Regions from separate parts of the Homo sapiens genome. Here region 2 is linked to region 1. A link is an interaction called in ENCODE POLR2A ChIA-PET data of the cell type or tissue named here. Cell type or tissue: HCT116. All regions are shown on one strand. Each heading gives the region's core, and the rest is flanking DNA. Links, peaks and the distances in the headings are about the cores only.

Evidence for each region. Peaks named below come from ENCODE experiments on the same cell type or tissue, not always from the same donor. Only the 100,000 strongest peaks of a DNase experiment are listed, where the experiment ranks them.
Region 2: POLR2A ChIA-PET joins it to region 1 with 5 read pairs; 1 of 35 experiments calls an interaction of 5 or more read pairs at or near these places.

Annotation. Positions count from the first base shown.
Region 1 is chr20:359,838-365,487 of GRCh38, reverse strand. No RefSeq gene overlaps it. Among named protein-coding and RNA genes, the nearest start is that of NRSN2, 16 kb to the right of the region's middle. RefSeq lists enhancers at 1-505, 1,969-2,263. In HCT116, for the core only: a CTCF peak has its summit at 2,807; DNase peaks (open chromatin) are centred at 397 and 2,817; H3K27ac peaks cover 2,723 bases.
Region 2 is chr20:765,459-771,108 of GRCh38, reverse strand. SLC52A3 (solute carrier family 52 member 3) reads left to right here and starts at 2,609. Exons shown (of 5, transcript NM_033409.4): 1 at 2,609-2,812; 2 at 5,284-5,650. The coding sequence starts at 5,335. RefSeq lists an enhancer at 1,935-2,434. In HCT116, for the core only: a CTCF peak has its summit at 2,207 (motif pointing right); DNase peaks (open chromatin) are centred at 2,238 and 2,498; H3K4me3 peaks cover 1,770 bases; H3K27ac peaks cover 1,788 bases.

The DNA of each region.
Region 1 (5,650 bases), core at 338-5,337:
TATCATCTCCCCCCATCTCCGCACCCCCACAGGCCACCCGAGTTCCCCGTCACCTCCTTATTAAGCCATTTTTCTCTTCCTGCCATTTAATCTTTCTTTGGCCCAGAACTTCTGGAAGGCTGGGCAAAGGTGACATCTGGCCCTTCTACTTGGCCCCACAAGACACTAGAGAAAAATGTTAGTGTCTTAGACTATCATGGCTGGTCCGGCCCTTAGTTGTGTGTCAGCATGCAGAGTGTGTGTGTGCATGCATGTGCATGTGTGCCAGCGTGCACACATTGTTGTGTATGGCAGGGATGCATGTCTCTGAGGCAGCCTGGAGTGAAGGACAAAATGCCTGGGTTCTGAAACCAGAACAGACCTGCAAGGCTTGCTGAGTCATCCAGGACAGACCTGCCAGGTTTGCTGAATCATCCTCCAGCTATGGTCCCTTTCTCCTAGTCCTCGAACCTACCAAGTTCTTCCTGCCCCAGGGCCTTTGCCCTTGCTATGCCATCTGCCTGGAACTTTTCCTGTATCTTTCCAGGCTCTTCCTTCTTCTTCAGGTCTCAGATCAAATATTTGCTCCTCAGAGAGGCCCTCCCTGATCACTCATCAAGCATCATGCCCCACCTAATCCCTGCAGTTTGTCTCTAATCCATAACTCTTCCTTATTTTATTTGTAGCACTTGTCAAGGTTTGAAATTATCCCATTTATGTATTAAATTATCTTTTTTTTTTTTTTGAGGCTGAATCTCGCTCTGTCGCCCAGGCTGGAGTGCAGTGGCTCGATCTCTGCTCACTACAACCTCCACCTTCTAGGTTCAAGTCATTCTTGTGCCTCAGCCTCCCGAGTAGCTGGGATTACAGATGCCTACCTCCACACTTGGCTAATTTTTGTATTTTTTCAGTAGAGACAGGGGTTTCACCATGTTGACCAGGCTGGTCTCAAACTCCTGACCTCAAGTGATCTGCCTGCCTCGGCTTACCAAAGTGCTGGGATTACAGGCGTGAGCCACTGTGCCCCGCCAAACTGTCTTTTGTCTGTCTCTTCTTCCCCATCAGAATGTAAGAACCTTGAGGGCAGAGATGCTGCATCTGCAGGTCTAGCACAGAGCCCAGCACCTACCAGGTGTTCAGTGAATGTTTGTCAAATGAATGAAGGAATGTAAAGTGTTCAGCACAATGCCTGACACAATAAAAAATCAAAATTGCTGGCTCTTGTTGTTATATAAATGTTAGTGACTATTATTGCTATTTATGAGGACTACATGTCACTCAGCAATTCTTAGAGCAGGTAGTTATTTGAGTCCTGTGTAATGGAGTATCATAGGAGAAACGGGGATATAAGACTCAGTGGGTACTGTTGAGGAATAGACAATATAGCTGGGAAGGCAGGAACTCAGGAAAAATAATCATGATGTGTTGAGCTGATCATGCATTGAGTTATTCTAACAAGACTGGAAGTGAGTATAATTACCCTACTTTTAGATTAGAAACTGAGGCTCAGAGAGGGTGATACGCCTAAGGTCACCCAGTGTGTCTCGAAAGCACTTAGCTCAGTGTCTGTGGAAACTCAGTGGCCAATGTGTCATCTGCACGTCTGTCTGGACCGCCCTGGGGCATCTCCAGCCCTTGCGTGTACCTGGGCACACTCCATGCACATGGACACAGGGCGGTGGGCTTTGGGTGCCTGTGCTTCTCACAACTCTGAGGCTCCTGGTGGAGAGGTCCATGCTGAGGAGCACTAGGGGTCTGAGAGGTCTTTACCCCTGGGGTACAGGGTCTGGGCTGAGGATGCCTTTGTCCTGTGACTGGAAGAAGCAGCTTTTGCGTGGGCGTCAGGCATAACATGGGGCAGGCCCAGCTGGCACACAACAGGGGCAGGGGAGGCCTGGGAGGGTGAAGAATCAGGATGCACTGTGCTCTTGAGGACACCACACCTGCATTGGCCAACACCTGGCTGTGTCGGCGCACACATGTGTACACACGGACACACACAGGCACACAAGTATACACACACATCTCTCACAGTCTCTTGCTCCCCTAGGCATGCTGACAACCCCTGCTCACACTGGCTGAGTCACTCTGCATGTCAAGGGCCCTCCCAGTTCCCCAGCCTGACTGGTGTCATTCAAGCTTTTAGCGTTGCAATGACCGGGCTGTGTCCATCCTGCTCACCAGACATCCACAGAGACCCGTCCAGGGCCAGCACAGAGTGAGCACTCAGATTTGTGTAAAAAATAAATTCACAGCTCAGCACGGTGGCTCACACCTGTAATCTCAGCACTGCAGAGGCTGAGGCAGGCAGATCGCTTGAGCCCAGGAGTTTGAGACCAGCCTGGCCGACATAGCGAAACCCCATCTCTACAGAAAATACAAAAATTAGCGGGATGTGGCGGCATGCGCCTGTAGTCCCAGCTATGCTGGGGGCTGAGGTGGGAGAATCCCTTGAGCCTGAGAGGTAGAGGTTGCAGTGAGCTGAGACTGCACTCCAGCCTGGGCAACAGAGCAAGACCCTGTCTCAAAATAAATAAATAAATAAATAAATAAATTCACTCCCTCCCCCATTCCATTCTTCACTTATTTACTTACCCCTTCCTTCCTTCACTCACTCGCTCATTCATTCATTCATTGAGTCAATGGCTCACTTACTCCCTCATTCCTGGCCTCCAGGATGGAAGCAAAGCTGCAGCCCTGCCTCCCCACAAACTCCTCCCCTCACACAGCCTATATCTGCTGAGTGCCCATCAGATGCCAAGTCCTGACAGCTCTTCCCCTGCCACACCTGGTCCATGGACCCTGCCCAGGTGCACACCCTGGTGGACATCCTGTTTATCTCCCTTCTCCCTGCCCTGACCACGTGTCCCGGGCCGGATGCTTATGAAATCCTGTCAGTTCTTCCATCACAGGGGCCCTGCTGGCCTGATGCCCAGAGCTTGGTTTTGAGCCATGTGCTCTGGGACATGGCAAGGCTGGGATTGGAAGCTCACAGCCCTGGTGACACCAAGCCAAGCTGAGACTCAGAGCAAGGCCAGGGTTGCCGGTCCCATCCATGCACATCCATGGAGCACACCTGTGAATGGACTCAACATGAGAATGTGGGCCAGACAAGGCCATGCCATGTCCAAGGTCACAGGGAATGTCAATGAGGGAATCCAGCCATAGCACATCTCTTCACTCATGGATGCATCTGCACAGTGGTGGAGGGAGACACCGTTGCCTAATATTATAGGGCCAGGGTTTGAATCTCAGCCATTTGACTTTGGGCAAGCCACTTCACTTCTCTGAGCTTTATCTTTTTTACTTTTTTTTTTTTTTTTCTTTGAGACAGAGTTTCATTCTGTCACCCAGGCTGGAGTGCAATGGCGTGATCTTGGCTCACTGCAACCTCCACCTCCTGGGTTCAAGCGATTCTCCTGCCTCAGCCTCCTGAGTAGCTGGGATTACAGGTGCATGCCACCACACTCAGCTAATTTTTGTATTATTTTTAGTAGAGACAAGGTTTTACCATGTTGGCCAGGCTGGTCTCCTGAGCTCAGGTGATCCACCTGCCTTGGCCTCCCAAAGCGCTGAGATTACAGGCGTGAGCCACAGCTCCCGGCTGCTTTATCTTTCCTTACATACAGTAGGTGCTCAGTAAATGTAGCTGCTAAAAAATTCAGTAGCAGAGTGAGTGCAAATGCAGCGTGTCAGTGTCTGCAGACCTCCTCGTCATCATTTACATGCCCGCTGATGTGCATCCAGGCATGTAATGTGCTATTCAAGAACTTGGGTGGGTCCCTCCATTTACATTTCACTGCATGTGTCTGTGAGGTCTTCAGAGCTGATTTTTTTTTTTCTCAAAATGCACATCATTCCTGGTGTGGTGTTGTGGAGGATTTTCTGAGCGCTCGTCATAGACAGGAATTGGTGTGTATCTGAATAGACATGGGTGTGCTTGCCTGTGTCTGTGTGGACCTGTGTGAGGGGTTATGAGTATGACCTCCAACCTTATCAGGTTAGTTCATTGGTAGAATCTGTGTGGTCATTTCTGCATCCGGGGCATTCTGGACCTGGATTACTTGGGTTCAAATTTCAGCTCCACTAGCTATGCCATCTCGGACAGGACGCTTAAACACTCCATACTGTTTGCTTTTCTGTGAATTGGAGATAATGGTAACCACCTTATGGTGGTATGAGGACTGCAAGACCTAATGTATGTGATGGACTGAGTACAGAGCCTGGCATGGACAAGCGCTTGTCTCTCACTGCCCCCGTGACTGCCCCGTGATAGGATATTACTTTGTTATTCTATTACAGTACTTACCCAGGTATATTGCCATTTGCTGTCCACAGGACTGTCCTTTCCACTAGACTGTGAGTCCCTATAGGACAGGACCCTGTCTGAGCCATCCATCATTATAGATTATGTGTTGCCTGCTAGTTCTGAACCTCAGACTTCTCTCTTTCATAATAACAGCTGGCATTTAGGGAGCATGTCTACGTGCCAGGTGCTGTGTTAAGTGCATTAAGCTTCATACAATCTCAAGGGATTGGTATCCTTGTTGCTCCTATTTTGGAGATGAAAAAAACTCCTGACACTCAGAACGGTTAAGAAACTCAGGTTCACACAGTGGCTTGAACACTGGCAGACAGATTCACTCTCAGCCTGCACTAGATATAAGTTGTGGGAGGAGATTGTGGGGGCAGGAATGTTGCTGAACAGAAGGAATGCCTGCCTTTCGGACTGCTCCAGCAGGCTCTCTCTCACTCCACCCCCATTAATCCCTCCCCCATCTATATGAATATCACTGTTTTTGGCCGGGTGCGGTGGCACATGCCTGTAATCCCAGCACTTTGGGAGGCCAAGGTGGGAGGATCACCTGAGGTCAGGAGTTTGAGACTAGCCTGACCAACATGGAGAAGCCCTGTGTCTACTAAAAGTACAAAATTAGCCGGGGGGCGTGGTGACACATGCCTGTAATCCCAGCTACTCGGGAGGCTGAGGCAGGAGAATCGCTCGAACCTGGGAGGCGGAGATTGCGGTGAGCCAAGATCGCGCATTGCACTCCAGCCTGGGCAATAAGAGCGAAACTCTGTCTTAGAAAAAAAAAAATCACTGTTCTGTCTCTTACCCTGGGGCATCTCAGCCCCCTGCCCTAGCACAGTGCTCCCAGGGACCAGGCAGTGGCCCCAGATCAATCCTTCTTTGGTCCAGTTGTGGGTGAGTTAGAAGGGCTTCTCTGAGCTAACCTAGTCCCCTGGGCCAGTAGGGATGGGGAGGGCATGCCAGACTCAGCACGAGGGCGGGAGCCTCCAGGGTGGTGTGGGGGTTGGGTGCTCAGACTCTTGGATAGAAGAGGGGTGGAGCAGAAGGTAGACCCCACTGGTCAGCCTCCTCTCCTTCCCAGATCTTCCCACCTCAGAGAGGAGAGGGAATGGTCCTTTCTTAGGTCCTTTTTGGGGTGTGTTAAACCAGATCCCTGTTATTCCATCTTGACCACAGTAATTTTTTTTTTTTTTTTTTTGAGACGGAGTCTCGCTCTGTGGCCCAGGCGGGAGTGCAGTGGCGCAATCTCGGCTCACTGCAAGCTCCGCCTCCCGGGTTCACGCCATTCTCCTGCCTCAGCTACTCGAGCAGCTGGAATTACAGACACATGCCACCACGCCCAGCTAATTTTTGCATTTT
Region 2 (5,650 bases), core at 204-5,203, 410 kb before region 1:
GAGTGACTTAAACAACATAGAAGTTTCTTTTACAATTTAACAACAACATTAAACAAACAAACAAAACAGTTCAACACAGGCAAAACAGGGCTGGTATGGGTGCTCTCTGCCACAAAATCCCAAAGGAGCCTAGTATGCATCTAACCCCCACCACATGCCTCATAGCACAAAATCGTTGCTGGAGTTCTGGCCATCACATCTGATTCCAGACAGCCAAATGGAGGAAGAGCAGAAGGGCACACTCCCTTATTGTTAACTCTTTCCCTGTTTGCCAGAAGGAATACCCACTTGTGACTGCAGTGTTTACCCCAAGATAACTTTGCCACAAAATACCTCGCTTTTATTATTATTTTTGCCTTGCTCTAGTATATTGACTTTGGAAACAAAAGACATCACTCTATTTGTAGCATTCTGGTTTTAGTCGTGGTATTTCCATTTACAAAACAAAGTAATTCTCGATCGCTGAAAATAGCAAATCCTAGCATTCCTATGTGTGATGTTAACATTGTTCTTGAACAGTTGTTGACCAAAGATTCGTTTGATGAATCCAGTTTTTCTGAAATAGATGAGTCTGATGTTAGTTCTGGTTAGAAATAACTTCAAAAACAGTTTTTACATGTTATTTTCACATTGAAAATCAGTCAGATTTAGGGCTGGGCTTGGTGGCTCACGCCTGCAATCCCAGCACTCTGGGAGGCTGAGGCGTGGGGATCACTTGAACCCAGGAGTTCGAGACCAGCCTGGCAACATGGAGAAACCCCGTCTCTACTAAGAAATATAAAAAATTAGCCGGACATTGTGGTGCACGCCTGTAATCCCAGCTACTAAGGAGACTGAGGCACGAGAACTGCTTGAACTCGGGAGGCGGAGGTTGCTGTGAGCCGAGATCAAGCCACTGTAGTCCAGCCTGGGCTACACAGTAAGACTCTGTCTCAAAAGAAAAAAAAAAAAAACAGCAGTCAGAATCAGATTTGCTTCAGCCTCAAATAGCACGTTTACATAAAATTAAATGAGTGCTGGCAACGAGCTGCACTTTTTTTTCTAAACAGGAAACGGGCTAAGGAGACTACTCAAAGTCGCATTTGAATTCATTGGCCTGTGCTTGATGACATGGCCATGTGCAGCTACAAAGAAGGCTGGGAAATGTAGTCCTTTAGTTGAGTGGCCATTTGTCTAACAAAAACTGCGCCTTTTTTTTATTTTTTCTTTTTTAAGATGGAGTCTCGCTCTGTTGCCCAGGCTGGAGTGCAGTGGCATGATCTCGGCTCACTGCAACCTCCACCTCCCAGGTTGGAGCCGTTCTCCGGCCTCAGCCTCCTGAGTAGCTGGGATTACAGGTGTGCGCCACCATGCTGGGCTAATTTTTGTATTTTTAGTAGAGACGGGGTTTTGCCATGTTGGCCAGGCCAGTCTCGGACTCATGACCTCAAGGGATCCGCCCGCCTCATCCTCCCAAAGTGCTAGGATTACAGACGTGAGCCACCGCGCCTGGCCAATAACTACATGTTTTTGAATGCAACTGATACGTTTGCTGAAATAGTAATCTTATAATGATGGTTCATTGAGCCCTCACTATGTGGCAGGCACAGTTTTAGCACTTTAGTGCATGTTCCTAGCAACAGTTCTGATGTTGGTACTGACAGCCTATAGCTGTTTTGCAAGAGAAGACTCTGAAGCACAGGAGGTTAGGTCACTTGCTCAGCTTGTAAGGGTTGAAGCTGGGATTTGAACCCAGGCAACTGGTTCCAGATGTTACCGCAGGGGAGAGCTCCAAGATGGCCCGAGTCTAGAACAGAGAAAGAGGCCAAAGTGGGGGGCCACTTCTTCCAAAATATTCCTGAGAAGCCAGAAATGCTGAAGGTTGCTTGCCATCCCCTCCACTGCTGATTACAGTAACAAATTGTTAAACACACTGGGCAAACCAAAGTAATATATCTGCTGTCTGGCAGTGGCCAGTGAGTTAACAATTTACAAATCCTAAGCTAAGTCATTGAGAAAGGCCCTTCCACCTTCAAAATGTCAGATTCCCAAGCAGCCCCTGCCCTCAAAAAGCTTCAGTCTCAAGGTATGTGCCTGCATGCACCCACACAAGAACAACCTGAAATGAAGGGGTCATGGGCCCTGGTGAGGACGCCTGAGAAGGTGAGGCAGCCAGAGGTCTCCTGGAGGACGGAGTCTTGTAGAAAGCTTGGATGTGGACAGCAGAGGGGGCTGGTGCTCCAGGCTGGGAGGACAGCACAGGCAAAGGTGTGCCACTGCTGTCTGGGAGCTTCCCCTCCCTCCTTGGGTCCTCTTGGCACGCCTGGAGTGGGCCTCACCTGTGCTATTAGTCAAGTCAGCTTCCTAAGGGAGGGAATGGAGTCTGAGGCCCCCAGAAGGGAGGGGGCAGAGCGGGACTGCTAGGGGATCTGACTGCGTTACACCCCAGGAGTGGCTCCTCCCAGAGAGGAAAAGGAGGTGACCAGAAAGGCCACTGAGCATTGGGTTCGCTCAGTGAAGGTATGAGGAAGGAAGTCCCAGCCCTGTGAGGGAATTCCGTGTGTGGGAACCGTGGGGAGGAGCTGCCAGGATTCAGGAGTTTCCTGGGTGAGGCGTGGCCACAACGGACACTCCTGCTTTGTACTAGAAGGAAGAAGTATGGAGTTAAAGACTGCAGCGTGAACTGAGGAGTCCCGGACAGGCCGCTTGCTGCAGAGGATCCAGTCCAGATCCCAGGAGAGCCCCTCTGCCCCTTCGGACCTCGTCTCCCATCTACAAAACGTGAAGATTGGCCCAGTTAGCGTGTCTCTACAAAAAGGTGCATATACCACTGGTGAGTTCACTTGATACCTAGTAGGGGAATCTTTTCCTTTTTTAAATTTTCATAGTCATGTATTAATTCTCATGTGAATTAGACAAAAATAACGATGTCACCAAACCTGCCATTTCACGATAATGATCAGTAACCCTTAGAGGTGCTTACCCTATGCTGGGACTGTTGGAAACAGCATAAACTCACCAGCATCCTTATATCTCACAACAAACCACGGAGTTCATACTATCACTATCCCCTACTTACAGATGAGGAGATGAGGCAGAGAGAGGCAAAGCCACTTGCCCAGGGTCACCCAGATTGTAAGCAGCAGAGCCAGGGTCAAACTCAAACAGCTGGCTCCAGAGCCTCACTCCTGGCATCTCCCATATTACTGCTCAGACTAAGGATAGATAGAAGAAAGTTGTTAGTAACAGCACAGGTGGGCTGCCACTGGTAGCTGACAAAGGGGTAAACAGATGGCAGAATGGCTCTGGAGGGCTAGAGGAAGTGGTCTCCAAAGGCCACGTAGAGAGTGATATAATTTCAGGAGGAAAAAAAGCCAGATTGAAATCTTATTTCAGGTAACCATATATTTGCATCAGGTAATATGTTTACATGGTTCACAAATCAAAACTCTTATTAAAAGATATACAGAGGCAGGGCCAGGAGCGGTGGCTCATGCCTGTAATCCCAGCACTTTGGGAGGCTGAGGAGGGTGGATCACAAGATCAGGAGATTGAGACCATCCTGGCTAACACGGAGAAACCCCATCTCTAATAAAAATACAAAAAATTAGCTGGGCGTAGTGGTGGGCGCCTGTAGTCCCAGCTACTTGGGAGGCTGAGGCAGGAGAATCACTTGAACCCGGGAGGTAGAGGTTGCAGTGAGCTGAGATTGTGCCACTTCACTCCAGCCTGGTGACAGAGTAAGACTCTGTCACAAGAAAAAAAAAAAAGATATACAGAGGCATCACCAACATCCCTGCAGTCCCTGTGTGTCCTTCAAGGGTTGCTTTGTGCAAGTACAAGCAAAGAAAACATGTTTTTCCTCCTCTTCTATGACCAAAAGGCAGTACACTTTTTCCTGGTTCCATTTACCTGCCTTGATTTTGTTTCAAGATTATTATTATAGCCTGGAGACCTTTCCTTATCAGTCACCAAGATCTGCTTTCCTTATTTCTTATTCCTTTAAACAGGTATGTGGTATTCCAGCAGGTCCCTTTAATTAGCCCCCTCTCTGTTGGTAGCCACCCAGGAGAAAATTTCCCATAACTTGCTATTACCAACAAGATCGCAATCTATAATAACCTTGAACATGAGTCATTTTGTCAGGCTTTGGGACAATCTCATGGTGAGAAATGGCACCTGGAGTAGTTTTCCTATTGTGAATGAAGGTGATAATATTTTCATGTGTTTAAAGCTTATTTGTACCTTTTTCTCTGAATTGTTCATATCCTTGGCCCTCTTCTATATGGGGTCTCTTTGTTCTTGATTTTTAAAAACTCTTTATATATTAGGAATGTCACGCGCGTCCATGTGAAGAGACCATCAAACAGGCTTTGTGTGAGCAACAAGGCTGTTTATTTCACCTGGGTGCAGGCGGGCTGAGTCCGAAAAGAGAGTCAGCGAAGGGAGATAGGGGTGGGGCAGTTTTATAGGATTTGGGTAGGTAGTGGAAAATTACAGTCAAAGGGGGTTGTTCCCTGGCGGGCAGGGGTGGGGGTCACAAGGTGCTCAGTAGGGGAGCTTCTGAGCCAGGAGAAGGAATTTCACAAGGTAATATCATCAGTTAAGGCAGGAACCGGCCATTTTCACTTCTTTTGTGATTCTTCAGTTACTTCAGGCCATCTGGATGTACACGCGCAGGCTTGGGCTCAGAGGCCTGACAAGGAAGATGAGCCCTTTGTCTGTGATTTATGTGGCAAATGTTTTCCCCGTGTTTTCATTTAACTTTTGACCTTGCTGTTGGTATCTTTTGCAGAAGCTGCTTTGTTTGCTTTTGTGTGTCGGATTGAACTTTTCTTTCATGAATCACGGTTAGGAAAGGCTTCTCTTGTTTTCTGCTAATAAAAAGACAGCTTGGGCCAGGCGTGGTGGCTCACACTGTAATCCCAGCACTTTGGGAGGCCGAGGCAGGCGGATCACCTGAGGCCAGGAGTTCGAGACCAGCCTGACCAACGTGGGGAAACCCTGTTTCCACTAAAAATACAAAATTAGCTGGCATGGTGGCATGCACCTGTAATCCCAGCTATTTGGGAAACTGAGGCAGGAGAATCACTTGAGCCCAGGAGGCAGAGGGTCACTGAGCCGAGATCATCCCATTGCACTCCAGCCTGGACTAAAAGAGTGAAACTATGTCTCAAAGGAAAAAAAAAAAAGCCAGCTTGTTCACAGGAAGGGGAGTAATAAGAGAAAACTCTGGGCCCCAGGTCCCAGCATCTTGCTAGGTGGTGAAGCTGGAATTACTCACCTGGTGTCCTTCTCTGCCAGCCCCGCTGCAGGCTGATCTGAGAAAGCCTCTGGCCCAGGGCAGATACCGCCATGGCCTTCCTGATGCACCTGCTGGTCTGCGTCTTCGGAATGGGCTCCTGGGTGACCATCAATGGGCTCTGGGTAGAGCTGCCCCTGCTGGTGATGGAGCTGCCCGAGGGCTGGTACCTGCCCTCCTACCTCACGGTGGTCATCCAGCTGGCCAACATCGGGCCCCTCCTGGTCACCCTGCTCCATCACTTCCGGCCCAGCTGCCTTTCCGAAGTGCCCATCATCTTCACCCTGCTGGGCGTGGGAACCGTCACCTGCATCATCTTTGCCTTCCTCTGGAATATGACCTCCTGGGTGCTGGACGGCCACCACAGCA